Regions from separate parts of the Homo sapiens genome. Here region 2 is linked to region 1. Evidence: read pairs that join two places in POLR2A ChIA-PET (ENCODE). Cell type or tissue: A673. All regions are shown on one strand. Each heading gives the region's core, and the rest is flanking DNA. Links, peaks and the distances in the headings are about the cores only. Region 1 overlaps FAT3 (FAT atypical cadherin 3). Region 2 overlaps FAT3 (FAT atypical cadherin 3).

Region 1 (15,926 bases), core at 3,282-11,281:
TCGTTAGTTGTGTGAGAGTGAAGATGCCAGAGATTTTCAAGCTGCCTGAGAGATGTTCATAAACTGTTACAGAAACATGTAAAGACTTTTCATTTCTTCAGTGTTATGTTTGATGGATAGCTATGCTCTCACTGACAGCATTAATCAGACGTCTGTAATACTTTCAGTAAGGCATTAAATAAACAAATTCCTGAATGTTTAAATTCTTGGCTGGAGAGGATGTTAGAAATATTACCATGATTATAGAATTGCTGACCAGTGTTTTTTCCTAATGAAATATAAAGCTCCCCATTTTTCTTCAAAGGGGGTATTTCTGTCTCTGAAGTCCTGGACTATGAATTATGCAAAAGGTTTTACCTGGTAGTGGAAGCCAAAGATGGGGGCACCCCAGCTCTCAGCGCTGTGGCCACTGTCAACATCAACCTCACAGATGTTAATGACAACCCTCCCAAGTTCAGCCAAGACGTCTACAGTGCGGTTATCAGTGAAGACGCCTTGGTGGGAGACTCTGTCATTTTGGTAGGTACCTGGGGTTGGGGATGGTTCTAGATGTTTGGGACTAGTCATCCACAATAAAGTGAAGAAGAAAGCAAAGTCCGTCTTGGGTTTTCTTCACACTTCCCCCTTTCAGTGTCCATTTGTCCCCAAGAATAGGAGCCATCTTTCTATGGCTCCTTCTGTAATTTGTATATTAGGAAGAGTCTGATAGATTAATTTATATCAAGGTGTTAGTGATTGATAATCACTTATTTCCCAGGAGCATATCTTTTTTGAGAAAATAAAACAGACCATGGGATGAATTTTTAATGATGGCCCCCTATGTAGATGTGAACTTATATGACAGGTTATTAGGTGGCTAGGAGGAATATATTCTTTTTTTCTTTTTTTTGAGATCTGTTGCACAGCATGATGAATATAGTTAATAGTGGTATATTGTACATTTCAAAACGGCTAAGAGTAAGTTTCAAATGTTCTTACCACAAAAAATGCTAGGTTTTTGAGATGGTTCATGTGTTAATTAGCTTGATTTAATTATTCCACATTGTATTCATAAATCATAACATCACTTTGTACCCCATAAATATATGCAACTATGATTTGTCAATTTACAATTTAAAATTATTAGATTGCTGAGGATCAAATAAAATCCCTGTCCCCCTTTCCCCCTACACACACAGACACACAGAGTTGGGCAGCTACAATTTGGAGCAAACCTAAGATTGACTAGCCACTCTTAAAGGAGACTTTTCCAGGGGGAACTCTGTCTAACAGTAAGAACAAGCCATGTATCCTGAGAACACAGATTCTGTTAGACCGCAAATTACATTTTGGAACAAAGAGTCCCCTCCTCACCATCCTTCCCCATCCCTTGGCTGGCAGGTCCCTTCCATCCAAGTCATCTCATTGCAGGATGAGGGTGGAGCCGCTCTCTGCTGGAGGACAGTACATTTCTTATACATCAGAAGTGCACCCCTCAGGCCCACTCTGCTTCCTGGAAAGTACATGACTGTTTCCATACATATAAATTTCAACATCATCAACCTGGAGCAATAGACAGAGGGGCGGTATATTTGCTGTGTGGGAAGGGGAACTTTCTTGGCTTCCTTAACATGGAAATGCATAGGCCTAGAGAATCCCTCACTCAATGGCAGAGACCATTACTTGCAGGATTGGGAAGAAATCAAAGCGTTCCTGTCCATTAGCTTTGGGCTCTAACCATACTGTCTCAAACCCTGAGGAAAATCAGGCCTAACAGGCATCAGGCTGTGGGCAGGTAAAAAATTAACATAAAAATAAAATGGCAGCTGCGGGCCTGGTGCCACCCTCCTTCAGCTGATTAATCATCTCTTCTGCTGGGGGCGTGGTCACTAACATTAGAGAGCAGAGCTCCCGAGAAAACTGTCACAGCTGCACCCATTTAAACAGACCTGGGACCCTAAGAATCAACCTTTGCTGCCTTATGTCATGTCTTTTCTTTGTTTTGCTTGTTTTCCATGAAGCTAATAGCAGAAGATGTAGACAGCCAGCCCAACGGACAGATTCATTTTTCCATTGTGAATGGAGATCGGGACAATGAATTTACTGTAGATCCTGTCTTGGGACTTGTGAAAGTTAAGAAGAAATTGGACCGGGAACGGGTAAGCTAGTTTAGGACAGTTTCCTTCCCATCCACATCCACCACTTTCCTAGAATCAGGGGCACAAGCTCCACGGGTGTAAATAGGAAAGTTCTCCATTCTAAGTAATGAGAGTAAATAAGGATGGGCTAAAATGCAGCATGAAATATTAGGGTTAGACCTTTGATAGAATTTTCTACCTATAATAGATGCTGGTTATGGAGGTTTTAAAGAAAAGATAAATATGTATCTTTCTAGGTGGTTTGAATTTTAGCCCTTCCTAGAGCAAAGGGACAGAAAAATACTTTCAGGGTGTTGGGACCCTGTGATCCTGACTTTATGAGCAACTTTAGCCCTCGGTGAGCAGGTACAAAAAGATCACCTGAAGGCATCTAGGTCAGAAAAAATAGTCCAAAAAATTTCTCTGTCCAAGGTTAAGTGAAGTTTCTAAACATTGTCTTTCTTGACCAAAAAATATTCATCTTCGAAGGGAAATTAAATATGGAAAAGGATGACATGGCAATGATGCTAAAAAGCAGATAGACTCTACTGGGTGATACATGCTCATAACCCCAGAAATATTAACATTGATAAATAAGACAGATCAGCAGTGACAACTATTGCACTGAGCAAAGGCCCAGAGCCTGGGTACTAACCAGGGTGGTTTTGTCCCCCAGGGACGTTTGGCAACGTTTGGAGACATTTTTGGCTGTCATAACTGGGCAGGGGGTGATACTGCCTCCCACTTGACAGAAGTCAGGGTTGCTGTTAAACATCCTAAAATGCACAGGTCAGCCCCCAACAACAAAGAATTATCCAGACCCAAATGTCAGTGGTGCCAAGAATCACCCGGTCTGGAAAATCAAACTAAAGATGGTTGCTCTTTAACAAAGCACAGCCTGTAGCTCCAGTTCCTCTGTGTGTGCACAGAAGGAAGGAAGCGCTACACCTCTTTACTGTCACCTCTTTGTACCTTGGCAGGTGTCTGGATACTCTCTGCTTGTCCAGGCCGTAGACAGTGGCATTCCTGCAATGTCATCAACTGCAACTGTCAACATTGATATTTCTGATGTGAATGACAACAGCCCGGTGTTTACACCTGCCAACTATACTGCTGTGATTCAGGTGAGAAAATCTTGCCTGCCAAGCACTTGTCCCTTTGCATTCAGCTTTCTTCCTCTGCTGTGGTTTACTCATTGTGGTTTATTGCTACTATTACTTAATGTCATCTCATCCCTTCATAGGGCAGGTATGAAAAAGAACCTAGTTCTTCTACCACAGATGATTAATAAATGTGAGTAAGAGCTATTGAGGGGTGGATTTTTTTCAACTGTCAGGTGCTTTATGCACTCTGTCTCTCCCCACAACAACACTGTGAAGAGGGATGGTGGATTGGTCCCCACTTTATAATGGAAAGAGCTAAGGATCTGTGAGGTTAAGTAATTCACCAAAGATCATGCAGCTGGTAAGTGGCAGAGTCAGGATTTGAACTTGGGGCTGTCTTCTGCAAAAGAATTCTCTTTCCCCAGTGGCAGGCTACCTTTAAGCAACTTTATGCTATTCTGGCAGATGACAGAGATTGATACGCATTGTCTCATCAGTCAAAGACAGATTGGGCATCAGGATAGAGCTGGTACTCATTAAAATTAATCTTCCATAAGCAATTTGTTTAACACTTTAAATCCACCTGCTCTTTAAAATCAGACTGCAGGATAGAGTAACTTACTGCTGGTATTCTGCTATAAGAGAGAGTGACTCTTCTTCCCATCTATTTTTTATTCCACGGGCACAGTGCTAGGTACTGAGCGTCCTCTACTTCTCAGTATTTCTAGGAGCTGAAAGCCCAACTTTAGGAGGATCAGGAAATCTAGCCCAGGAAAACTGTCAGTGTAGAGGACTTAGAGAAGACAGAGTGATATGCATGACTTGGAGGGCCACAGGTATTCTAGAGAATTAGTTCTTGCATGATCCAGTTTGGCCTCAGAATCACCCCAAAGGAGTCCCAGGGCTTTGTGGGTGGAAGGTGAAATGTGAGTGGGCCAGCTCTTGAGGGTCCCCTTTGGAATAACATTCAAGAATTTGAGCCTGACCATCCATAGCTGGCCTCCTCAGACCCCAGGGCCACTGAGCTGTCCAGCAATCAGACTGGGAGGCAGCCTTGAAGGAAGCAGCTGTCTGCTGGTTCCCACCCCTTTGTCAGCGAAATCTGATTCCTTCCCTGGTGGTGTTTTGGTTTTCTCCTCCTCTCTGATGCTTTTTCCAGCAGCTCTGCATTCTCACCACACTCCTGCTTCCCCAGAGCTTCGCCCAGAGTCCACACCTTCCTCCATTTCTCTTTCTCTCAGCTCACTCTTCTCCATGACTGTTGCTCACAAGGGTGCTCTCTGCCCTCATGGCCTCTGTTTGCTAACCCCAAAACAAAGTGGGTTTCTCCTACTCAACATTCAGTTTTATGACACACATCAATCAGCTTGACAGACTGTTTTCAAATGCGCAACAGGAGGTCAACAGTGAAAGCACGGAGAGGCTCAGCCCATGAGTGATGGTGGGGCCCCTATCCGCAGGGCAGGCATGTCTATGTTACCTTATACCCTTCTTCTCAGATGCTGACCCTGAGGGCCACATTGTCTCTCTCCCTCTCTTCTATGCAGGAAGCGGCCTTTAGAGAGTAAGCAAACAAATCAGTCAGTGTGAAATAGTAAATATATGTGGGGCTATGGTGGTCCCACGACTGATTCCAGAGGGAGACACTGTCTAGTTTTTGATGACCAAAAGGACACTTGTGAAAAGGAGCAAAATAAGAGGTCTATGCAGTCCTTTTCTCTTTCTTCTTCAAAAAATATGCCTCCTTTTTCCCAACCCTGAATGACGTTCTTATTTCCACACATGGTTTTCATAAGACTAATTCAACACATAAAACTTGACTGGGCCTGCCCTCCAAACTGTAGTGTATCATCGTCTCCATCTCTGCAACCCAAACTGGTTTAATCCTTAGGTCGATGGCATCAGGAGGCCTGAGCTGATACAACTGATTTCAGGCCCAAGCTGTGGTATTGCTGAAGTCTAAACAGAGTAGGGGAAAGGACAGCAATACCTGAGCTACAGAGGATTTAATTTGCCGTTTTCAACGTGAGGATGACCTTTGACCCAAGAAGGAGCTTTGCATTCCCATTTGGGGAAAAAAGCAGAGAAGTTCTGCAAAATAATGCTTATGTAATAGAATCAGGACTTCCAAGAATTCTGACAAAATTAAGGATTCCTGTTCTGTTCATTGTCAAATGGAGGAATGTTTTACCCCGATTCGCTTCCCTAAAGGAACATGGCAAAACCGTGTTCTAGAGAATTAGGTAAGGTATAAAGCCCCATTTTCCACCAGGAATATGCCTTTGTATATTGACTAGGAAGTTGCCAGGATGTCCCCCCAAAAAATCTAATGCTGTGACATTGTATCTAGTGTTGGGCCTCAGCATAATTGTGTTGTGACATGTGTGTGTGAGGAAGTGCCTCCCCATCCCAGTGGAGCTCTTCAGGTCAGCTCGGGCATTGCCAGCTAACCCAGGACAAGGTGCACCCAGCACCATGCTCGGAACCTGTAAACCCAGGCAGCTCCAAGTCCTTGTGTTCACACCAGTAGAGGATTGTCCCATAGGTGGTTGTGGGAAGCAGCCAAAGATAAGGAACATGACACTTACAGACACCAACATGTTTTCAGAAGACAAGGTAATGTCACAGGGAATCCCTTCTGCTGAAAGCCCTGTTTTCTAGCTCAGCACTCTCAGCCTGAAATGATGGTATTTTTGATTTGTTTTGTTTTGTTTTAATGAATGTGAAGAGAAGTGTAATTTTTATCTTCATTTTTACTATATACTCTTTTATGCAGGAAAATAAGCCAGTGGGCACCAGCATCTTGCAGCTGGTGGTGACAGACAGAGACTCCTTTCACAATGGGCCTCCCTTTTCATTCTCTATTTTGTCGGGAAATGAAGAGGAGGAGTTTGTGTTGGACCCTCATGGGATCTTGCGGTCGGCTGTGGTCTTCCAGCACACAGAGTCTCTGGAATACGTGTTGTGTGTCCAGGTATGGCATCGCACTCTGTCTCCGTCGTGCTGTCTTTCTTTCTCATGCTTGTTTCTGTCCCCTTTGGTGGATTTTTTTCTTTGCTGAGTAAGTCAACATAATTCATTACCATGCGGGAATGTTCCCCCTTTTAATCTCAAATTCAATTTCACACCAGTAAAAGCTGCCTCTGTGTGTGAAACTGAACAGGAAGGAAGGGAAGCATCATTGTTCAGGAAGGACATTCCTGTAGAGTATGCCCAACAGATGGTCACTGGGCTTAAATCTGCATTCTAAAAACTCCTGCTGCTTTATGCTATTGCCCATCACATTACCCCACTTGGGACAGCTACCAATCCCTGTCATAAGGGGACTTAGCCATTTCATGCCTCTGCTTGATAGGCCTTCCCCAGTGAGGCAGGAGGGGACCAAGGACTCAGCTGGCAGTGGCCCCCAGCATGTCAGTTCCTCATGTTCATTGGCCTGTGTGACGTAAAATGGGCCAAAGAGGCAAACGTGGCAGGTATGCAGAGTATAGAAGGAGCAGGAAATGAGAGGGCCTCCGAAAGTTCCCATGTATGATTTCTGCAAATACCAAGATTTGGATCCCATCAGGGAAACTGAGTGACTTTTTCTATCCACTGTTGCTTACAGAGGGCAACCTAGACTCATTATTAATGGTGACAATAATAGCAATAGTAATTATTGGTATTGGTATAGCATTGGCTTAAATATACATTGTCTCTTTGGATAAATTACACCTTACTTTACTCCATGAAACCTTCTAAATTAATGACTGCCAGCTCCAAGCACATCAATGAACTCTTCAATTGCCATCTGCTCCTCCAACAATATTGTGTAAATAATTTTATATCACAGGGTAGTACTCAAGGCAAGAAGAGCTTTTCAGTGCCTTCTCACAGAAACTAGGACAGTTTGCCTATCCTCTCCGGATATGGAGCAGATTTCACATCTCAGGTTTTAGAATCTTTGTAAAAGGCTCCCTCCCCCAGTCCCTTGTATTAAACTACCACTGAGTCCTGTGTTTTCTTCCTTTCTTCAGTCACATTCCCATTGCCACTGCCTCACTGTATTCTGCACAGCCCCTTCATCATGCTACTGTGGCAGGAGCCTCCTGGGTGCTTCCTCTGGCTTCAGCTTCATTCTCTTCTGACCCAACTCTTCACCCCTCCCATATTAATCATTCCACTTAGAGTACATCATTTCCCTTAGTCAGGGACCAGCAAACTACAGCCCTTAGACCAAATCCTGCCCTCAGCCTGTTTTTAGCATTGAAGTTTTACTGGCACACAGCCTCCTTCATTCAGGTATGCTCCGTGACTGCTTCCTTGCATAGGACAGCCTGGCATGGTTGTGATAAAGGCTGTAAAACCCACAAAGCTGAAAATATTTATTATCCAGTGCTTTACAGAAAATGATTGCTGATCACTGCCATAAAGTAAAACTATCTGTTGGTTTTCTAGTGTTTGAAAACTTAGGCCCTGCAGGCTGAATTCTGCCCCAGACTTTCAGATTTTGAATTTCAGGACCTTTTGACAGGCAGCACTCTCCAGTCCTTCTCTGGCCACAGGTCCATTCCTCTCTCACCTTATACCCAGCAGCTTCATGCCTTTCTTTCATCTTTCTGGCCTCTGACATGTGAACGGGCAACCTCTGGCCTATAAAGTCTAAACTTGTCACTCTCCTTTGAAGCACTCCACAGTTTGACTTCAAGTTCAGTCTCATCTGCTAAAGTTATATCCTTCTCCATGAATTTTACATTCCAGCATCTCTTGTTCACATCATCCATCAAATAAAGCATGTGATGATGGCAATAATAAAAATAACAACAGATGGACACAGTGGCTCACACCTGTAATCCCAGTACTTTGGTAGGCCAAGGCAGGAGGATTGCTTGTGCTCAAGAGTTCAAGACCAGCCTTGGCAACATAGTGAGGCCTCATCTCTACAAAAACAAAAACAAAAAAAAAGTAGCCTGGTGTGGTGGTGCACACCTATATTCCCAGCTACTCAGGAGGCTGAGGTGGGAGGATCACTTGAGCTCAGGAGGTTGAGGCTGCAGTGAGCTGTGATTGTACCACCACTGCACTGCAGCCTAGGTGGCAGGACGAGACCATGCCTCTAAATAAACAAAACAAATAAACAAATAAAAATAACAATCACATGAAACATCAAGTACTAAGTGTGTCTATGGATTAGCCTTGGGTTTAGTGCTTTGCACTGACTCTCTTTTAATCCCCACAATAGAAGGACCCTGTGAAGTTGATGCTGCTATTTTACTCATATTAAAAATACAAAAACTGAGGCTTAGAGAAGTTAACTAACATACTCAAAGCCAGATATGTAGTGGGTGACAGAGACAAGATTCAAACTCAGGTCTGTGTGATGCCCAGGCACCGGCTCTTTCACTGGCTTCCACATACAAGGACACATCTCTCCCCAGATCCCACCTGGTCTGCAGGGTTCACTGCAGCTCCACATCTTCAGATACCTGCTCCATAAACCCAGCCCATGGGAATCTGCCCTTCTCCTGAAGCTCTGCACTACTGAATACCTCCACCTTGCATGCGATGGGTGTTCAGTAAAGACCTGTTGCCAGAGTGGATGTTCTGTTCATTCTTACACATGGAAGGAAGAGAAAAAGGGTTTTTATCAAGCTACTTAGCTTTTCTTTTCAGTGTATTATATTTTATTTGAAACCTTACCATGATATAATTCCCACTTAAACTATGTCATTTCTTAAATATGCAGAAAGGTGCTATCTGGGTCCAGTCAAAAGGAAATAATCCAACAGAAAACAGAAATTTCTCCTCCAAGTGGAAAGACCACTTTATGAGGTTTCCCCTGTGGTTGCTGCATACAATTAAAACAAGCTCAGCCTGTTGTGGGCATGTTGAGTCTTGTAGCCCTCTGTCCTCCTTCTCTCTTCACCCCAGCCGGCTTTATTGTGTTGATACATTTTATTGTCCATAACAGAGTGTACATATGGGGATAGAAGGTGATAAATCACTCCTCTTACTTAAACGCACATCCTCAGCATTTTTCAGAATAGTGGCAAGGAATGAAGGAAGAAGCAAACGTAAAGGTACAGACGTCTTCTATCTGCGGGTTTTTAAAAACTTACTATGATTAGTTTTCTTCCTTTGTTGCCTTTTCACCTCTTGGTTGTTTTAGGCAAAGGATTCAGGCAAACCCCAGCAAGTTTCTCACACTTACATCCGCGTGCGAGTCATTGAGGAAAGCACCCACAAGCCCACAGCCATTCCCCTGGAAATTTTCATTGTCACCATGGAGGATGACTTTCCTGGTGGGGTCATTGGGAAGATTCATGCCACAGATCAAGACATGTATGATGTGCTCACATTTGCCCTGAAATCGGAGCAGAAAAGCTTATTTAAAGTGAACAGTCACGATGGGAAAATCATCGCCCTGGGAGGCCTGGACAGCGGCAAGTATGTCCTGAATGTGTCTGTGAGTGATGGTCGCTTCCAGGTACCCATTGATGTGGTCGTGCATGTGGAGCAGTTGGTGCATGAGATGCTGCAGAACACTGTCACCATCCGCTTTGAAAATGTGTCCCCTGAGGACTTCGTGGGGCTGCACATGCATGGGTTCCGGCGCACCCTGCGGAATGCAGTCCTCACCCAGAAGCAGGACAGCCTGCGCATCATCAGCATCCAGCCCGTGGCAGGCACCAACCAACTGGACATGCTGTTTGCGGTGGAGATGCACAGCAGCGAGTTCTACAAGCCAGCCTACCTGATCCAGAAGCTGTCCAATGCTAGAAGACACCTGGAGAATATCATGCGCATCTCAGCCATCTTGGAGAAGAACTGCTCAGGGCTGGACTGTCAGGAACAGCATTGTGAGCAAGGCTTGTCACTCGATTCCCACGCGCTCATGACCTACAGCACGGCTCGCATCAGCTTTGTGTGTCCGCGTTTCTACAGGAACGTGCGTTGCACCTGCAATGGTGAGTGCAGTTTTGAGTGTTCCCTCTCAACTCCTGAGATTGTAGGAGTAGAATGAGTTACCATTCCAGCATGCCTGCATTCAATCATTCGTTCAACTAAATATTAAATGATCAATTACTGTGTGCCCAAAAGCCATGATAGATGCTGGGGCTGCAGGAGGTACAGTCCCATGTAGCTGTGCCTAAGTGAGCAGCACAGACAGACAAACAGGCGAGCCTATTTTATACATATTGTCAAGAAACATACAAAGTCCTGTGGAGGACCCAGCCGATAGGGATTTCCCCAAAGGGAGTATCCTCTAGGTAGAGATAAGGGTCAAGTAGGAATCAGGGTAGGGGAGGGAGAGCCTTCTAGGCAAGGGGCAGCTTGCATGAGGAAGGCTTAGGGGCATAAGAGGAACCTACACTGGGGATGGAAAGAGCTTTCCTCTGGCTGCAATAAGCAGGGCTGGGATGTGAAATAAGGCTTGAGAGCAGGCCCAGTCATCACACAAGGGCCATTAGCCAAGATGAAGAGTTTAGAAATTATCCCAAGGCAGTGAGAGCCATTGGCTGATGAGAAGCGAAGAAATGGCAGGATCAGATCTGTCTTTCACAGAGGGTGTGCTGATTGCAGAGGGGAATGGATTAGAGGAGGCCAGGCCAGAGGCAGGGAAACAAGTTAGGAAGCTGTTGCCAAGGGTAAGGGCAGTTCGATTTGCTTCAGTGAGAAACAGAGGCCAGATGTCCAGGAGCACAGTCAAGGGATGGATTCAGCCCTCAGAGTGGCAGGGAAGGAATGGTTCATGTTTGTTGATGTAACTGGAGTCACTGAACTTTGACCTTTACTAGTCAAAGCCATAGCTGCACAGAGTCACATGCCCGTAGTGATCGATGAGAAGCATTGCCCTCTCTCTCTTTTCCTCCGTCTGACATGTGGAGCCATAAATTCACTGCCCCCTTCTAAGAAAATTGCAGCCAGAGTTTTTCTAGCCAGTGTGAATTTGGTCCAAAGGGACCATGGCCAGAGGGAGGCCATTTGTAAAACATCCTTTAGGTAATTGGGGACAGGCAGGGCCCCGGCCTCTTCCCTTGCAGAAAGTTCTTGGTTGCAGTTTGGAGAATGAGCTCATCACAGGGAGGCCCTAGGGGTCATAACTCCCTCTGAGAGACACTTTGACAGGCTCCAAGCAGCCCATCAGTGTGCCAGCTGCTCTCTGTGGTATCCAGTGAATTCTGTTTGTGATTGCATCAGGTAGAAGCAGGGATGTCCAGACTTGTTTAATATGTAAATTAGCTGCAAAGTAACTCAAAGCATGCATGCTAGGTGAAATGCATTTCTGGCAGATGTCACCAACATGCAGAATTTATGAATGCCAGCTGTCTGGGCCTTATCTAGATTTCCTTTGTTGACAAACTGATACACCAAAGCTCTGCTAGGGTCTGTATGCGGTGATTCACACCAGGGTTCAAAACGGGTTCAGGACAGGACAGGGTAGACCCTGAAGACGAAACTATACCAGCTAATTAATCCTTGTACTCTGAGAACTCATTTATTTCTGAAAAAAATCTGTGAAGGCAGCAATGTCCTAGGCACTAAAGATTCAAAGCAAAAAAGATACAGTTACTGCCCTTAGGAGCTGACAATTGTAAAGTCAGCTTGCAAGCACCTACTTGCTGTAACAGTGCTACAGTAAATGCTAGGGCATGGAAGGGACAGAATCCCTTCTATGGTCAAAGGAAAGCTGTCTGCAGTATCTGTACACAGAGACCACCAATGTGCTAGGTCTTCAGGGATGACTTCATCAAGAAGAGACTGGGGTGGGAGCAGGGAGCAGACTGAATAATTCTTTAAAAGAAGGATTTAGAGGAGTGGTTTTGATGGAGATAGAGGGGTTGCTCTTGATTTTACATAAGACACTAATGTCTTAAATGCAATATGTTTCAAAGTGATGTTTTGGCCCTGTTCTCTAGTCTCCATAAACCTTTCTACTCCCAGTAAATTTAGAATGCCAGAAGGTTTTGTGAGTCAGGCCCCAGCCATCCCAAGAGGAGGCCTTCTGGGTTTGAAAAGCCAGCATTTGCTCAAGAAGAGCTTTGTGCAGAGTCAGGCCAAGCTCTCAGCCTTTTCTCACCTTCAAGTCACTCTTATAATTAAGCTATAAAATGAAATTCTAGATTTTAGTGGTAAAGGAGCTCCAAAGGTCATCTAGCCCAGCCCTATCTTCAGCAGGTGATACATGATAATCTTTGTTTTATAGATGTGGTAGCTTTGTGCCTTGCCCAGGGCCATACAGCTGATGAGAGTAGCATACTGATTCAAGAAAGGGCCCTCTTGGGCCCCTACTTTATTATCTGCATCTTAAGAACAGGGACTCTTCCTTTTTAAATGTGAATCATAACCTCAGTGCTATGTACTGTATAAGAATCCTCAAATATAGTCATGCATGGCATAACAACGTTTCATCAACAAGGGACCATGTATACAGTGGTAGTCCCATACGATTATAATACCATATTTTTATTATGCCTTTTCTATGTTTAGATTTGTTTAGATATAAAAATACTTACCATTGTGTTACAATTGCTTACAGTGTTCAGTACAGTAGCATGCTGTACAAGCCTGTAGCCTAGGAGCCATAGGCTGTACCATATAGCCTGGGTGCATAGTAGGCTGTGCTATCTAGGTTTGTGTAAGCGCACTCTATGATGTTTGCACAATGACGAAATAGCCCAACGATGCATTTCACAGAATATATCCCCATTATTAAGCAATTCATGACCGTAATGTGATTTTCCTAGCAGAATGATCGCCAGCCTCACAATACAATCCCAGTAAGGCAGAAGTTCTCTCAGACTCCTGTGTGCATGGGGCTTACTAAATGCCCATTGCTGAGCCCCACACTTAGATATGGACAGTTGGGGTGGAGCCTAGGATTCTACACATGTAGCCTGGATGACTCTAATGTTACTGGTCAGGAAACCAAACTTTGAGAAATCACACAGCAAGATAAAGAGGAAAGCGTTTCCTCCAGGGGCAGGAGCAGGCTCTTTGTTTTAATAGCAATAGCTTTCTCACTTCTAGAATTATCTTTCAAATAAAAATACAACCATGAATTGTTAAGGTAAGCGTTAGGCATTTTTAGGCATTTTCTTGTTTATTGGAAAGGAAAAATAATTGAATTCAATAAATGCCCCTCCCCCCAAACACACACACACACACACACACAGACGTGCACCCACAGGTGCACACACTCACATGCAATTAGTATTGGCTGCTCTTCTGTTTACTCTAGGAGGTCGGCAGATTCATTAGATGGAGTTTCCCACCACTTGGTGGAATAATTAGCATGATAAATAGAGGTAACTGTCCACTCTGGGCTGTGTAGTAATGTATAGACAAATTTGGCCTCAATATTCTATCCTCCTCCCAACTTCCAGCTCATCTTTTTCTCATACAGAGAGTTTTTGGTCCAATTATCATCATTAGCATCTTGAACCAAAATGCTGAGTTGTTTTAACAAAATGAAAGCAGACTTGAATTTTGGTGCCAAATAAGCTTATTAGACTCCAGCTACAAACAAGCATCGTGTCTGAACAAACTTCAAGAGATACAAAGGTCTGATGTTGTGAGGTGGTTCCTGGTGAACTTCAGAGGTGCAATGAACATTATCACTTCAGTAAGAAAGACTGACACCAACTTAAATTAATTGAGGATGATAGATGTCCTCGAGCCCGTATAGGAGATGTGCAAGAGAAAGGGGTGTCACGGCAGCCTATGGGGCCTTGTTGATTGTCCATTTTTGAAAAATTGCATTCAAAAATCTAATACATAAATATATCAAAAAGGACACACTTGTCCAGTTGGATGGACTGCCAGTGAGACCATCAGAGTTTACAACCAGTGTGTTTATGGGTGTGGTGGAAGAAGTGGATGCCTGATTTGTCAAGTCTTTATTAAGAAATGTAATATAGAATGGAACCTAGTGCTCCAAATGAAATGGATGGAGTGTTTGCCATGGGCGAAGCCCTGCGATGTACAGAAATGAGTCAGACACCAGCCATGCCCTCAACCAGTGGGGGATGGCACTGTCATAGGGTTTGCTCAGTGTATAAAGAGGAATCACTGGAGGTGGTGCTGCCTGAGCAAGGTCTGAAAGGATGCCTGGAATTATCTAGGTGACCAGGATAGGGGATTCCAAACCAAAGGGCATGAGAGCCAAGGCATGGAGTTAAGAACTGGTGTGCAATTCAGTGCACGGATCGAGGTACGGACAGAGAGAACAGATAATGTTTATCAAGCCATGACCAGTTCGCATGCTGTTTTTCACATACATGTAATTGCATTTAACTCTTACTATAATCCTAAAGAGTAGGTCTCATTAACTTTTTTCAAAAATTAAGGAAACCAAAACTTGGAAAGGTCAATTGACTCACTCAGAATCACAGAGCTACAGAGCTAGTCAATGACAGAGCCAGGATTCATCCTTGACTCTCTTATTCAAAGCATTTTTTAACCACAGCAGCTTACCACTTCTGCACAGATTTGAAAGAAACTCAGAAGTTTCCTAATCCAAACTCCCACCCACAGCAGACATCCTATTTTCTATATTCCTGGCATAGTAATTCAGCCAAAGTTTGAGCACCAGTACTGGGAGCTCACAAGGCAGCACTGAGATGATCTTCTGCCTTATAGCACACCAGGACCTCTCTCCTTGTCACATCATCTAGCTGTATCCCTCAGAGCCACGCAGACCCAACCTGGCTAACCCTGCTTCTACAAGCTGCCCTCTGGATAACTAAGGATAATTGTTATGACCCTTTGAATCCTCTTCCTAGCCAAACACAAGAAGTTCCTTTGCTCCTTGACTGTAAACAAATATGTGCTGTAAAAAGTTATAGATGGTGTTATTGGGGCACGGAGGAAGCATAAAGGAGGGAGTTATCAGCTCTACTTGGAGGAGTACAAGAAAGACATTGGAAGCAATGAAGCATGTCACAATAGGTCTTTACCAGGTAGAGGATGCATTTTAAGCATCCTTTTGTTTACTTATTCTCTCAGCAGTTAATTGAATACTGTTTTGCACCAGGCCCTGGGTGGGGTGCTGGAGATACAGTGGTGAAAGAGGCTGATGTGATCCCCATTCCCATGGAGCATGAAACAGCATCATGCATTGGGCAAATGACAGAGAGCTCAGTGGGGTGGGTGGTAAGAAGTCAGGACAGTCCTTCGGAGGGATAAGGTAGGATAGGTAAAGCAGGCCTGCTGACAGGTGGCCACTGCACTTCTAATAAGCACTGTAAAATAAAATGATGACAGCTTCTGTGAGGTAGTCAGACACTTAAAACATGTTCGTGATGTGTTTTTATATAGCAGAGAAGAATCTGAAATTGGGTTTGCACTTTGGCCGGGGTTTGCTAATGCTAATTTTCTAAGGAGAGAGCCAATCCCAGTGGCTTTGAGTAACCCTCAGTGTTGTCTATTAATCTTAACAGGTTAACTCCCTACAAACTGGGAAGTTTCTATTTTTCATTCATAAGAAATACACCTCGGCAGATCCCTCATCTCCAGTACGCATGAGTCCCACATTGCCAGGAGAGGTGTGGAGGTCCCCATCCTGGTGGTGATACCAGCTTCTCAGTGTATGTGTATTCCTTTCTATAGTCCACCCATACACAGCTGCCCCAGAGAGGAGGTCTTGAATGAAATTGCACTTGGCCTTTAGTGAAATCATACAGAAAATATGGCTGAGTCAAGCAAACACCATCTGGAGGATTCT
Region 2 (15,926 bases), core at 3,308-11,307, 290 kb before region 1:
CCCTTCCATCCCTGTCAGTGTGTTTAAGGGAACGTAAAGGATTTTTCTGTCATTGTAATTTAAATTCAGAAGGAGTCTATTTGTATGGTAATCATGAGCTAAGGAAAACAGTGTTTCATTTCTCTCTGGGATTTGTTTTCTGACATCTTCACATTCTCTACTACTTTAACCTGGCAACAGCATATTAACAGCAATTCATACTCTGTATTTTAACATGTAGAACAGTACCCAGAAGATTAATACATGATGAGGAGAAAGAAGTAAGAAGGGAGGTTGAGGCCATAATTAATTTTGCTTTCATGCACCATATGCTGGTGTTTTCTGATCTTAACTGAAATTAGGGTCACCACTGAGTTTTCAATATTTAAAAAAATGACCGTACATAGTGAAGCACAAATAAAATTGCCCTTCTTTTGAATATTAAGCTTCCAACTTGGGGATGCAAATTATATTCTTGTTGTTTGGATTCATTATTTTTCAATGAGGCTCTTTTAGTGGGTGGGGAACGGGGGCTACCAGTGAGAACAATCAGAAAGAACTCCGCTAACTAACTGCTTGTTGGCCTGCCCTGAACAGTGGAAAGATGAATAGTTAAGAGGCTTCTCTCCCAATCTAAGTAATTACTGCATGTTCTTGTTTTAAATGAGAGAGTTGTGAGGCTAGGGGTTATATCTTCAATCACCCCAAATGACACCTCCTTGTTCACAAAACGAATTCAATTAGATTAATTTCCCCAGATGATCCTATTAGGTGAGACGATTCACATAATACGTAAGGTCTCTTTAGATCAAGGGTCTTATGCTCAGACCTTATGCTGCCTACATGAGCAGATAGGTAACATTAGGGAGTGAAATGTGGCTGGTCATCGAGCTGCTTCTCCCAAGAAAGCAGGGCATTGGCTTTGAAGTTCTGGCTGGAAGCTTTACTGTAAACCAATAAAGGTGGCCAAATAGCCAGTCTCACCCTGCCTAAAAGGGGGCAGCCGCTATTTAATCCCAACAGATGATTGACTCTGGAAGGTTGCCCTGAAGTTGCCATATTGCATTCTTCAAGAGACTCTACAAAGTACTGTTTTCTTGTGAAATCCCCTGATTATTATACATGTTAGTTCAAATTGAAAAGAAGCAATATTTTGTGCCAGCCAAGCAAAACATGCCTATAGCCTTAAAATTGGCAGGTCTGGGATCAAAAAGAGAATAAAGGGAGGCTACATACGGCAAGTGTAAAACTGTAAAATGTAATAAATAAAACTAATAAAATATGTTCTGTCTTCCAACTTTGACAGATGTTCAAACCTGAAAGACCAGGTTTGAAATTTTTAGTTGTTTCAGCCCTCTGAGTACCAGCACGAGGTAGAGGGAGGAGAGCAGGCCCTACCTCCCCTGCTTCTGCCCTCTCCCCTTCTCACCCCCAGCTGTGTACCACATGCATGTATGTAGAGACCCCAGGCCCACACTCTGCTCTGTCCCTCATCAACAGCCATCCTTCTGCCAACCTTCTGCCCTGGGTAGTATGAGGCACGGGCTGCCCTAGAGATAATGGATCATGTGAAGAGACCCACTTGGCCCTGAAACAGAGTAGGTGGGCATTTGAGCAGATAATTTCAGAATTCCTGGAACTAGAGTTTGGTCTAGAATCTAGATTTAGCTGATGTGTGGAGGGCTGTGCAGAGGCTCTGGGGGGCACATCTCCTTGGCTTCTTGGGCTCCTGGCCCTGTGTGGAGAGGCATGGTAAAGGAGACAGGTAGACATCTTCGGCCTTGGCTGGAATCTACAAGCAGTACTAGCTTGAGCACTTGATTTATAGAATATTTGTTCCAGATGAGACCTTAGAGTGTTTTATTAATCCCAAGGCCTCAGTATACGCAGAACGATCCTGTCTGATGAGAAATAGAAGAATTACAGGCTTTTTAGTCAGATATATCTGAACTTAATCCATAGTCCAGTCATTTACCATGTTGGTGACTTGTTACTTAGCTTCCCTAAGCCTTGTTGTGCCCCTCAGGAAAATGGAGATGAAGTGGATTTTATACTGTCGTATCAAGGGCTTTTATCACCCGTTATGCTCTTGAGACCTTTGAACAGTGGGTCATCCTGACAGAATACCCTCCCTAGGGAAGGTCTATTCCATGTGACTCTCTCTCAGGCACAGTTGTTTGCTTAAGCTCTTCTGATTAAATACAAGGACATTCTTAGGCTTCCCTTTCAGTCCTTGAATTATCTTTTTATTTTTCATAAGAAAAGGGAGCAGCAAAGAAAGGAAATTCGCAAAATGATGTTGCTTAAACCTCAAAAAGTTCATGCCTTTTCCCTGAACTGATGATGATAACTTTTCAAATTTTAGGGCACTTATAACAATTTTCAAAGCATTTTGTAATTTTAAAAATTAATTTGTACAAAGTACTTGGCACATAGATTATTGGCTAAGTTTCCCTAGAAACCTATAGCAGTGTAACTTTTATGAATCACCTCAGTAAAAGATCTTTCTGAAAAAGTCTTTTGTTTTGCTTTGTTTTTGACTTGGGAAGGTAGGGAAGAAGTGAGAGAGGGGGTATTTTCCTTACTAAGTGAAAAACATATTTTAAATGTAATTTAAACCAAAGCTTATCTGAAGTGATAAGACTGGTTATTTGTGTGGAATTTAAAATTTAATAAAGAAGTGAGAGAAGTTGGCATTTGCAGTTTTTATTGGCCAACAGTGTCAACCATGTATTGTTGGCATCAAGCTTATATTCTCTTATTTAGTATATTAAGTCAATTGATTAAAAGCAGAAAACCTGGCTAATTAGACTGCCAAGATCTTAATGTTAACTGTCAGATTCTAAAGCTATATAAGCCTGAAAACACCTTTATAGATTACTTCTTCTGGGTGCCAAATGGTTCTAAATGCTGAAAAATGTCATAATTGTCCCCCCTTCTTCTGAGAAAGGTAATAGATACTATTGGATATCCACTTCCTTACAGACTCATTCACATTTTTTCTTGTCCTGGATAGTATCCCCACTATCAGGGCGTTTTCATTTAGGGCCAGCAATAATCCGTATTTTGATTCAAGCAGAACTAGTTGTAGATTACAATATTTCAAGCCAAGGTTCCCATTCAAACTGTTTTCTGCTGCTTTAATCATAAAGGAATCATTTACTCTTACAATGCTGGAAATTAAGGATTTATTTTTCACTTACCACCATTTTCACTGGTATTTCAGCAGTCATTGAAGTACCTTTCTCTCCTCTTCGGTTACATGGCCCCATTGAGCTGGAAGATGGATTATGCAGTGAGACTCAGTTTATGGTAGAGGAAGACATATGACAATGTTATGACTTTGGCATTTACTTAAGGTACAGGTTGATGATGATGATGATAACTTATATCTTGGTTTATCTTTGCCAAACATACTTAGCATTCATTATTTAATGCTCACAATAACACACTGAAGTGATATTATATAATGTGGCATTATATAATCACTCCAAGTTTGTCATTGAAGAAATTAATGTTTAGAAATCTAACTTGCCAGAGTCAGTTAGTAAATAGAAGAATCAGGACCCAAGGCCAGATTCATTGACTCAAGATCCTGTTTTTTTGTACAATACACCGTGGATAGAGAGATTAATGATACCCAACATTTTTTAGTAATAGGAACGCTTTACATATATACTCTCATTTCATTTCATTCCAATAAGCCAGAGGAGGGCATTATGATTAGCTGCATTTTATAAACAAGGGTACTGAAGCTCAGAGAGTTTTAGAAATGGGCCATAATCACACAGCCTGTAAATGGAAGAGTTAGGATTAATCCCACTTCTGATATACTCTAGAGCTTGTAGAGTCTGCATTGTCTCTTGACCTGAAAAGGGAAAAACTTTCAAGAATTAAAAGCCAATTTTTGTTTTAAATCACTTTAAATGGTATTTCACAGATAATGCTAAGAAATTAGGCTGTAAAAGAAATGTCAAGGTGTATGTATTTGAGTTCCCCAAGCAAAATTTCCAAAAGGGGTCTTTTTTTCACATATATGAGCATTGTGTACTGTATTACCACTCAGTTTAAAGAAATAGAACACCAGCCAAGAGAGAAGAGCCAGGAAGCTGCTCACTGTGATGTTGTAAATGTTCAGTGATTAGAGTGGATAATTATTGATATTATTTTGTAATTTATTTTGCAGAGGATATATCTATCTGCAGATTTAAATATATATACTGGCTCAAGATGCAGAATCTTTTCCAGGGAAATTTTCATAGTTGTCCTCATTCTAAAACTGCTGTCTTGTGACTTCATTGCATTAGACTATGATGACCACTGGGAGTATTGGCCAAATCCTCCTCCCTGCTGACCTGAGTAGCCTCTCTGCAGAGTCCCCTGCTAAGACAGTCATTCACAAACAATAGGTGGCCATTGCCAGCAATTTGAGCACAGCAGTCCTCATACTTGGCAGCAGTTACCAGCAATTGGCAAGCTATTACCCAAATCTCCTGCCAAGTGAAAGCTAGGACTTTTAGAATTACCTTGTTCCTTTCACCTGGTTGCCACATTTATCTTTTTTTTTTTTTTTTAAAAGAGAGTGTTTTGTGTGCAAGTGTACTTCTTTATAGGCTTCATGCTAAAATGTCCCTGGCATGGGTATATTTGGGTCTTTAAAGTGCTTAGCAAAAGGAGTGCCCTTCCATATTGAAATGCAAATCTTTCCTTGGGTATTAAATTTGATTTGGAAGCCCTCTTCTTCTTGATTTATTGATATCACCTTGAAATCACACCATCCTCAGTCTTTAAGCATCGCCCAGTCCCCGTATTCTGAACTATCTGGCCAAGATGAGGCTGAGTCTCAGACAGAGTGTTGATACCTGTCCACCCATTATTCTTCACAGCCCTGATCTGATCCCTGTGAGGCAGGGCTGAGCTCCAAAGGTTAGTTAGAGACCAATTGGAGGTGAGCAAATACCTCAATTACAGCAGGTATCTGGATCCTGTCTGAATTTCACCTTCTGAAAGAACCTGTAGTAGAAATACAAGGTTCAAACTTGCATTCTCTAGGGCTTTCTAAATCTCTCTACTCTGGGAAAACTATTCTGTAAATGTCTATCCATCTTGGTTGCATTTAAAATATGGGGCCTCATTCTCCTCTGCCTTCCATCTGATTGCAACTTGGGCCTAGGTGATCTTGGTCCCATGTTTTTTTTGTTTTGTGTGTGTGTGTGTGTGTGTGTGTGTGTGTTTTCTCATCAATAAACTTTTCTTCAAGCCTTCTGCTGAAATTTGGATTAACTCAATTTTCATAGACCCTGCAGTTCAACCTTCTGTATTTTACAATGACTCCTGCTATTGTAGAAATAGAAGACAAGTGAGGAATCTTTCCTTTTACAATTCTGTATTATCTTAAAACATTCAAAGAAACCATTTCTTACTGAAACAGCTGTACTTGGTTATGTTATTAGAGGAGACACACTATGGACTTATTTTGACAGTGAAATATATTTAGACTAAAATTTTAAATTACTCATCTAGCTAAGGTGTGTTGCTATTCCATAATACTTCTCAAGTGTTTTGTGTTTCAACTTTCGGGTTTCTTTAAGAAAACAAAAACAAAAACAAAGAAAACTCCATCAAGTTAGAATAGAATGTGAGAAATTTGGTGTATAAGATAAATCTGTCTTTATGTTTCTCCAGGCAAATAATGTTTTATACTAGAGCAGGCTTCCTGCCTTTGGTATGCTCAGATAAATTAATTTGACTGTTTATGATGTTATTTAATTTTCAATAATTATTCAAGCATATATAACCACAGACATCTATGTAGTAGGCAGATGGATCAGCAATTGTGCATGTAATTAGAAATAATCCTTGAAATACAAAAGTAGATTTTAATATTCAGCATCTAAAAAATTGCTAACATTACAAATTGCCCATACCCCGTGGTTGCAGCCAGTGATGTAAAAATTTAAATACAAGAATTCAAATGAAAATTTCTGCCTTCTCAGCATCAAGCAGTTATTGAATAACAGTAGAAAATCATGGACAAGTCACTTAAAGAGACACATTCTTTCTCTCTTAAAATAAAGATTTGATGTGTTTTTAATGAATTACAATGTGAATAAATAAATTGTAAATAATTTAGATTGGAGTGCTCTTTGTAAAAGTCACATACTCACATGGAAAATATTAAATGGGAATTATATTAGTAAATACAAGCTCACTTTTCAAAATCTTATAGAGAAAGAAACAAAAAATATTCTATTTTTGGTTCTTAAAATGTATGCTAGAACTTATATTTACTATTGCCAATAAAATAGGGAATGTACTTTATTCATTTTCTGTTGAGAGAGAGGGAAAGATGAAAATGAGTTCATATGGTAAAATGAGTTATGATTTTTAGATTACTGAGTTCTGAATTCAAGTTCATGGTCTGCTATTTACAAGATAAATAACAAAGCCTTTAATCTTAAAGTCTCAGGATTTGTTGACATTTTTGCTGTAATGCCTACTGTTTATGTTTAGCACTATCTAACATGGTCCCTGACACTTTCATAATATCTTAAAAACTTACAGTAAAAAGAAAAAAAAAAAGAATTGTTAGCCAGGCATGATGGCACGTGCCTGTAATCCCAGCTACAGGGGAGTCTGAGGCAGGAGAATTGCTTGAACCCCAGAGGTGGAAGTTGCAGTGAGCCGAGATCGTGCCACTGCACTCCAGCCTGGGTGACAGAGTGAGACACGTTCAAACAAAAAAAAATAAAAGAAAAGAAAAAAGAATTGGAAATATGGAAGGAAATAGAGGAAATATGGAAGGAAATAGAGGAAGATAGAGACAGAAAGAAAAAAAAGAAATTGAGAGACAGAAAAACAAGAGCACTTTTCAGCTTCTTCTCATTCCTAAGCCAAAAAAACAAAACAGGTTTTTCAAGGAGTAATATCACCACCTTATGGCCTTTTACAATAATGCTGCGAAAAATTAATATTCCAGTTGTATTTTTGCAACTATAAACATCAATTCTTTACTCTTAGATCAAAGGTCACATCTTGTTCATATATAAGATATTTTCTATCTTTTCTTTTTGAAGTAATAATAAGCCCAATATCAGGTATCACAAATGTTTGCAGAGTTCCTGCTTAGTGCCAAAAGATGTATCTCACATCTCTACTTCATTAGATACAAAGATGAATAAGGCACAAGTATTAGCTTCAAAGAGCTTAGAGTTTGGAGGGCTGTTTCTTCCAGAAAGAAGGAATTCATGGCTAGTGTGTTCTGACATTGGGTTCTGTAGGTTACCGGGCATCTGTTCAACTTTAGAATGTGAGAAGGCTGGTAGTACACATTAAAACCAGATGTTTCTGTGCAAAACAATGAAGGAACCTGGGCCTTGGGCCCTTGGCCACACTGGGAGCAGACCTAAACTCTAGGGAGCATTGATGGGAAAATTGTAGACATAAATTCTAGAATCTCCGTCCCTTCCTTCCTTCCTTCCTTCCTTCCTTCCTTCCTTCCTTCCTTCCTTTTTCGTTGTTTCTTTCTTTCTCCCTTTCTCTCTCTCTTTCTCTCTTTCTTTCTCCTTCCTTCCTTCCTTCTTTCTTTTTTCTTTCTTTCTCTTTTTTTTGAGACAGAGTATCACTCTTGTTGCCCAGGCTGGAGTGCAGTGGTGCAATTTCGGCTCACTGCAAGCTCTGCCTACCAGGTTCAAGTGGTTCTCCTGCCTCAGCCTCCCAAGTAGCTGGAATTACAGGAGCCCACTTTTATGCCTGGATAATGTTTGTATCTTTAGTAGAGACGGGATTTCACCATGTTGGCCAGGCTGGTCTGGAACTCCTGACCTCAGGTGATCTGCCCACCTTAGACTCCCAAAGTGCTGGGATTACAGGTGTGAGCCACCGTGTCCAGCTCCCTGTTTCTTTGTTATTGTGAGATGCAGGGCAGGATAGGATTTGGTTCAGGGAAGAAAGAAAATGAATGGAGGAGGCCGGGCGCAGTGGCTCATGCCTGTAATCCCAGCACTGTGGGAGGCCGAGGCGGGCAGATCACAAAGTCAGGAGATCCACACCATCCTGGCTAACACGGTGAAACCCTGTCTCTACTAAAAATAGAAAAAATTAGCCAGGCGTGGTGGCAGGTGCCTGTAGTCACAGCTACTTGGGAGGCTAAGGCAGGAGAATGGCGTGAACCTGGGAGGCGGAGCTTGCAGTGAGCCGAGATTGCGCCACTGCACTCCAACCTGGGCGAAAGAGTGAGACTCCATCTCAAAAAAAAAAAAAAAAAAAAAAAAAAAAAAAAAAAAAGAATGGAGGAGTTGGCAGCATTAACTGTCTATTTCAAAGCCATTACTAGAGGGGATACTGTAGAAGTAGGGAGCAACCCCTGGCTTAGTGCATGAGATCAATGCTGGTAGCAGTTATAGCCTAACTCTAATACCAATTTTGATCTCACTTCTTCTAAACATAATGTAAAAGTCAGGAGTATATTCTCTGCCCCGCTTTTGTGCCAGGCCTTATATTGTCTATTGCCCATACATGCTGGTTACAGGCAAAGTCTCCTTTCCTTATGAAGAACCGTGTGCTATCTGTGTCATGGTGCGTTGTTGCCAGTCTCTTTGATGGCCATGTGCACTGCTGCGCTTGTCACTACAGAAGTGTGAAGCATCTTCTCTGCAGCTTCTGATCCTGCCGTGTCTGCTGCACTGAAGCTCATAATCTGCGAGAGAAGATGCCACTGGGGATTAAAGCGCCAGCAGCATCATTTTATTCATTTGTCTGACTGTGCTAATTTGCCAGTATCTTAGGAAGAAAATACTACTACAGAGCAATGGTTTTCAATCCTATGGTCATGACAAAAGCTTTGAGACCACACACACCCACTATACACACCAATCAACTCTTGTTTCAATTTTTTCCCATTATATCTAGGACTAGTTGGTGCTTTCAATTGAAAATTTGCAGGTACTGCAAACCCAGAGAAAAATGTTCTCTTCCTGGAATATGAGATAACTTGATGAGATGATGCTGCGATTCTGTGATTGTCACTACAATAATGTAATAGGGATTGTATTGCAGCATTAACGATTTCAATAGCTGAGTGGGAAATGAGAAAATATGTTTCCTTTGGTTACGGTTAGTAGTAATATTATGTAACTTTGCATTGGAAATAACTTAAACTGTGTGCCTTAAAATTAGTTTTAAATTGAAATGGGAAGCTGTGGTTATTTGAAGATGTTTTTCTTTTTTATTAAGCCAAGTGCCCTCTGGGATAACAGTTTGCGTACCTCTAACTCCTGGGCCAAATCTAGTTTTTCTTTAAGGCTTGTATTGGTTTGTTCATTCAGGTGTGTCTAGGCCACCTTCTGGTCATTTCCTTTTCAGCTAACACCCAGAGCCAAGCTCAGCAGAGAACTTGCTCTCTTATCACTGCCCCTTTGTGCCTTGTGTCTGAGCAGACAAGGAAAGCAGTGGCCTGTGTTGACTAATCCTGGCAGCTACTCTTCTTCCTCAAGACTGGGTCAGAGCCCTGCTCAGTCATTGGCAGAATCAGCAGGATTCACAGACTCATTCCAAGGCTTTTATGCAGTTCTGTGTTTTTAATGAAAAACACACAAACACACATAAAATTACCACACTCACCACAGACCTTACATTATGTCGTTCCTTTCTATAGCCTATTGGTTAAGAGTGTGATTTTGCATTTATATCCCAGCTCTGCCACTAGTGGCTTGTGACCAGGCAAGGTAAGCATAAACCTTAACAGCCTCGGTCTGCTCGGTTTAAAAATAGGACTGATAATAGTACTGTTTATTGTGGATTACGGTGAGTGTTATATGAGGTCATGAAGGAAACAGTGCTTAATTCAGCACCTGGGACATAATAAGTGCTCAACAAATGTTGGCTATGATGATTGTTTTATGAGTTTGCTCATAGCCAACTCAGTTTACTGTAGAGGGCTGCACTTTTCTGGAAACCATATCAAGTAAAGGCTATTCTCCTGTTCTGCATAACCTGGAGGAAGAGGATTCAAGGTGACTTATATCCAGGCTCTTCTTTTAAATTTTTGCTATTCTTTTAGCTGTTATCTACCAGACTCCTGGATGTTTTCCCACCAGTCACGTGCCCTGTGCCTTGCTTGCCGTCATCCTCTCTGTCCTTGCCCTCACCATTTGTCTCAGTGCCTACAATGCCTCCATGGGTCATTTCCATCTAAGTCATTTCTATTCTTCAGCCCATTTCCTTGGCAAAGATGGTATGTTTTTATCAAGTCCTATTCCTGACACTGAATTCTCATAATCCTTTGGTTCTCTTTTTCTGTTTACATGCCTCCCTACCCATTGAAAAGCTGTGGTGATTTGTTAATTAATTCATGTGTTCATCTTCTGATATCAGAAATATCTGTGAGGCCCTACACTGAGCGCGGTACTCTCCAAGGTGCTGGAATACTACAAGGAACCTTTGTTTCATGAACATGCTTAAGTTTCCACACGCAATTTATCATGCTGTAACTCTGGGTCCCTGCAGTCCTTGGTTGTAACTGCTCTTTTTAGGCTGCCAAGCCCACCACAGGAGAGAAAAAGGTCACAGAATTGCTAATCAGCTCCATTACATATTATTCCTCGAAAATGCTCCATGATTGCCCAATTACAACACTCATAACACCCTAAAATGTAACGTACCATTTACGTATCTGTCTCCCAGCTCTGCCCTGAGCTCCTGACACTGCCTCATTTGTTTATGCCCCTGATCTAAACCTGGCTTAGAGTAGGGATTCAATGAATATTTGTTGAATTCATATCAACTCATTCATATCTTGTTTTCAGCTTTGTAACTGGTCTCTAACTTCTGCTTGGCAAACCCATTTTTCATAGTTTTCATCTTTCTTTCGCTATCTATTGCATTCTTCCCTGTTTCTACTTGAAACTTTTCTACTTTCCTGTACAGCCCCTCCTCCATCTTCACCTTCTGCAGAATAACTTGGTTCGGATTTTATGGAGGATGTTGACTCCATCTGACGTAAGTTTCCTGGCCTTACCATTATGCTGCTTATTACCTTCACGGTACCTCACTACCACCCTGTTATAGGAGCCAGAGAAGTGACCTCAGGTCTTTCCGTCTCCCAGGATTCCCCTGCACCTGTGACTCCCACTGTGCCCGGGCTGATGACTTGTAATAAAGCAAAGACTTAAAGAGAGTTTGTTGAATCCCTTTCCAAGGAGCTGTTCAGATTACTTACCTTAGACTGACAAGATTTCGTGGTGCAGTGGCTCCATACATTGTATCGCCATGTCCCCACTGCTGTGACCAACTCTCAAGCCAGAAGTCAGCCAGATTTCTCTCCAGTTGAACCCCAGGCCACTGATCTCCTTAGCTCTGACCTTCCCAAGATGAGGTTGGTCCATTCTTGATAAATTCTGTATCAGATTCTGTGCCCCACCTGAATCCAGCCATGCTGCAGGTATAGACTGCAGCTCTCTGCCCCAGTCAGACTGTAGGATGCCTTTAAATTCCTGAGCATTAGTGGAGGTGATAAAACTTGCACTTTTGTCCTGATGTGGAAGGGAGGAAAATGAAATCCTGTGATGTCTTAAAATGTCCTGAAATCTTGGCCTATGATATACTAGGAACCTAGAAATGTTCTGAATTTAATAAGGAAAATAAAAGAGCCAATCCTCTATTCCTGAGGGCTAACTTATTTGGAGTGAAGATTCACCAGGATTGCCTTTGACAAAATGTGAGCCTGAAGGCTCTTGCCACATATTATATGAGCCTTATTTTGGAGTGGCTTCTTTTATTTGGCCAGGCTAGATATCTCCTGTTATCACATTCAGGCATTTGCTGCTGCCCCCTGGTTTGTGAGACATGCTTAGAGATATGAATCAGCCTATAAAGCGCATCTTTCTTTAGGAAAGTCCTGGGCTTGCCAGGCATGCAAAAGACTGTGATCCCCAGGAGAGCAGAGGGTACTTTCTGTCCTCACAGAGGCACTTAGTTGTCAGGATGCTTATTCCAGGAAGCTTAATTACAAACCACTGATAGGAATTTATTTTAGTAACTATAGAAAATGTTTATTTAGGTAAGAGGGAATTTTCCATTCCTGAAGATAAGCTCTTGCTTAAACTAGCATTCAATTACTTTTCAAGTGGTCTCAGAAGCCAAAGTGTGAGTGTGGTATGTGATAGATTCATATGTGCACGTGTTGTGTTTATGTGTGTGTGTGTGTGTGTGTATGCACGTGTGTGTTTAAGCTGCTGAGTACTTAAAACCTGCTTTAGTATTGTGATGGTTATTTCTAGTAGGAAATAAGGCTGTCCAATTTATCTCTGGCACTGAGCAAGCCCTATTTGTCTCTGGCATGAAGCAGGCTTAGCTCATCTGGTGCTGTCTCTGGTTATCATACTACTCAGCAGGGGTAATTTGTTTTGTTTTATTTCTGTCCCGAAAGGTAATTAATAATACAAGGACAAAATTGTTTGTGTAGTGTTTTTATATTTTTGATTACCCAAAGAAGTATTTTTCAGGAGCCTTTCCAAATAGCTGCTTTGCACCTGGCTGGAAAACTGTACTCCTCGGCGACAAAGAGCTAACTTTTGGAACCCTTCCAGGGGTCCAATTCTTTACCTTCATTCACCTCTGAGCCCCATTCAATGTGGGTCAAGGAGGATTTTTAGAGGGTATTAATATCAGTGAAAAGTCTTTGGTGCATAGTAACACTGAGCCAGAATGATTTTCTGGCTTCTGGCAGTGATTTAAAGAAATCCTTTGGAACGCTGTTACATGCTAGGTGTCCTGCTAAGTTCCTTCTATACATCTTACTTAATTGTCACAACAACCAATAAGGTTGCTATTACTATTCTCCATTTAAGAGGTGAGGAAATTGAGATTTATGATAATATAGTATTTAAAACATGCTTTTTGTTATTTGTGTGTGCATGTATTTTTTTGGTAACAGTTTAATTAGATGTCATTCACATACCATACAATTCACCTATTCAGATTGTTCAGTTCAATGGTTTTTAGATATATTCAGTTGTGCAACCTTCACCACAATGTATTTTAGAACACTTATATCACCTCAAAAAGAACCTTATACCCTTTAGCTCTCTTATGCCCTGAGCCCCAAGCAACAACTAACCTACTTTCTCTTTATATATATTTCTTATGCTGGGTGATTGTTTACTTATTTTCCTTTTTTTTTTTTTTTTTTTGAAACAGGGTCTTGCTCTGTTGCCCAGGCTGGAATGCAGTGGCATGATCATAGCTCACTGCAATCTCGAACTCCTGGATTCAAGGGATACCCCTGCCTCAGCCTCTTGAGTAGCTGGGACTATAGGCATGCACCGCCATGCCCAGCTACTTTTTTAAATAGTTGAGAGTCTCACTATGTTGCCCAAGCTGGTCTTGATCTCCTGGTCCCAAATGATCCTCTTCCTCTGCCTCCCAAGCACTGGAATTACAGGCATGAGCCACTGTGCCCAGCCCTTATGCTGGACATTTCATATGAATTTCATGTAAGTGGAATCACGTAACATATAGTCTTTTGTGACTGGTTTCTTTCACTTAGCATAATGTTTTTAAGGATCATTTGTGTTGTGTGTATCAGTATTTCATTTCTTTTTATGGCTGAATGTTGTATGCATACATCACCTTTTGTTTATCCATTCATCAGCTGATGGACGTTTGGATTGTTTCTGTCTTTTGACTATTAGAAACAAGGATATGAATATATATAAGTTTTGTATAGATATATATTTTCACTTTTCTTACAAATATATCAAGGAACAGAATTGTTGGAGCATATGGTTACTACTCCGTGTTTAATTTTTTGAGGAACCTCCCTACTGGTTTCCAAAGTGGCTGCACCATTATACATCCCACTATCAGTCTATGAGCATTTCAGTTTTTCCACACACTCCTTAAAACTCATCTGACTTTTTGTTTTTAGCCATCATACTGGATGTTAAGTGGTATCTTATTGTGATTTCGATTTACATTTGCCTAATGGCCAATGATGTTGAACATTTCATGTTCTTCTTAGGTCATTGGTATGTCTTCTTTGGAGAAATGTCTGTTTAAGTACTTCAAAATTGAGCTATTTTTCTTCTTATTAGTGAGTTGTAATAGTTATTTATATGTACTAGATAGAAGACCCGTGTCAGATATATGATTTACAAATATTTGGCTTGTCTTTTACTTTCTTGATAGGGGCATTTGAAGAACAATGGGTTTTCATTTTAATTTTAATAAAGTCTAGGTTTTTTTTTTATTTGTATTGCTTGTGATTTTGCTTTTGCGTCTAACAGCCCATTGCCAAATCCAAGGTCACAAAAATTTACCCCTGTGTTTTCCTTCTTACTTTTGTTGTTCTAAGATATATTTTTCTTTATATGGGCATATTCTCTGGTTGTAGAATCTTGGAATTTGATCACATGGCTATTTAAAACAATAAAAAGAAAAAGACTCTGTTTATGCTGTGTATGATCACAAAAACTTGTGTCATTCAGTTTTAGTGTTGGGCTTTCTAAATACCTCATTCTGCTCATCAGACATCATTTTTGTTCACTGTAGGTGCTGGCAGATCTCTGGTTGGAACTTTGTTGTTATTCATTGGTCAGTTTATGAATGAGTCAGATATTTCAGCTTCTGTGTTTTATCTGATCCTATACTTCTTTTCTGTTATTCCATTGTTCCCTCTAATTGGCCTTATAAAAGTATTTCTGCAGAAATACCAGAGTATTTACTGCAAAAACTTTTCATACTTTAAAAATGCCAAAAGAAGCTTTTAGAAAAGGAAGAATACCTGTCAATGTGGTACTCTCTTATATTAACAACTTTTTTGACAGAATGTTTAAAAAGTGATTTAAGGCTGGGTAGGCAGCACTTATCTGTGGGAAAGAAAATTTTCAGTTACTTAATAGCCTGTCTGAGGCACTTGCAAGGAAAATTCTCCAAATTTCAGACATTTTTGTCACCACAGTACCCTAGTGAATATAGCATGGCTGATACTTTTACAGCTATTCCTTCAGTATTGACAGTCTCTCAGATCCTTCTACTTCGTGTGTGTGTGTGTGTGTGTGTGTGTGTGTGTGTGTGTGTTTACCCAAAATGCTTCCATTATGATGCTTACCTACCTTATGTATTAATAATGTTCTGAGAGCTGTTTGAAGGAAAGTGTGACATTTATACAAAGAAAAGTCAATTATTTGTTTAATATTCATAAAATTTCCATAAAAGTCTAAGCATTTGAAAATACTTGAGAGTACTGAAATATATTTCTTTACATATAGGACTTTGTTCCCATAAAAAATCTTGTCTTTCGTACTTCTTGTGACTTCCTTCTTTCGTTTTCTCAGAGGGAGTATTGGTTTGTTTCAAACTGGCATCAACATTTTGATTCTTTTATTATCTATTTATTTATTTATCATTTATTTATTTATTTATTTATTTTTGAGACGGAGTCTCGCTCTGTCCCCCAGGCTGGAGTGCAGTGGCACAATCTTGGCTCACTGCAGCCTCCACCTCCAGGGTTCAAGCAATTCTCCTGCCTCAGCCTCCCAAGTATCTGGGATTGCAGGCGTGCACCACCACACCCAGCTAATTTTTGTATTTTTAGTAGAGACAGGGTTTCATCATGTTGGCCACGCTGATCTCGAACACCTGGCCTCAAGTGATCCACCCATCTCAGCCTCCCAAAGTGCTGGGATTACAGGCGTGAACCACCATGCCTGGCCTACCATTTGGATAATTTTAAACAATAAATAAGAACGTCTCCTGCTCATGAAGTAGGAGTATTTGTGTCTACATTTATTCATTAAAGTGGGTAATTAAATTCCCTGCCTAGGGTCATTGTTACTTTCTACCTCTTTGCTGTTTTCTGGATGGTTTCACCTCCCCACAGGCAGTATTCACTAATCCCTTTCCTGACTTTCCTTAACTCTGATTATCACTTTTAAGCCCTTCAGTAA

Evidence for each region. ChIA-PET counts read pairs that join two places held together with the same protein. Peaks named below come from ENCODE experiments on the same cell type or tissue, not always from the same donor. Only the 100,000 strongest peaks of a DNase experiment are listed, where the experiment ranks them.
Region 2: POLR2A ChIA-PET joins it to region 1 with 22 read pairs; 2 of 35 experiments call an interaction of 5 or more read pairs at or near these places.

The regions. Positions count from the first base shown.
Region 1 is chr11:92,834,566-92,850,491 of GRCh38, forward strand. It overlaps FAT3 (FAT atypical cadherin 3), which reads left to right. Exons shown (of 28, transcript NM_001367949.2): 15 at 305-519; 16 at 2,001-2,138; 17 at 3,098-3,241; 18 at 5,997-6,194; 19 at 9,369-10,167. Among named protein-coding and RNA genes, the nearest start is that of LINC02746, 73 kb to the right of the region's middle. RefSeq lists an enhancer at 4,219-4,719. In A673, for the core only: no CTCF peak of the experiment used is centred there; a DNase peak (open chromatin) is centred at 9,116; H3K27ac peaks cover 1,476 bases.
Region 2 is chr11:92,546,234-92,562,159 of GRCh38, forward strand. The region is part of intron 3 of FAT3 (FAT atypical cadherin 3); the gene reads left to right. Among named protein-coding and RNA genes, the nearest start is that of FAT3, 330 kb to the left of the region's middle. RefSeq lists enhancers at 3,933-4,507, 4,508-5,082. In A673, for the core only: a CTCF peak has its summit at 6,940; DNase peaks (open chromatin) are centred at 6,918 and 7,338.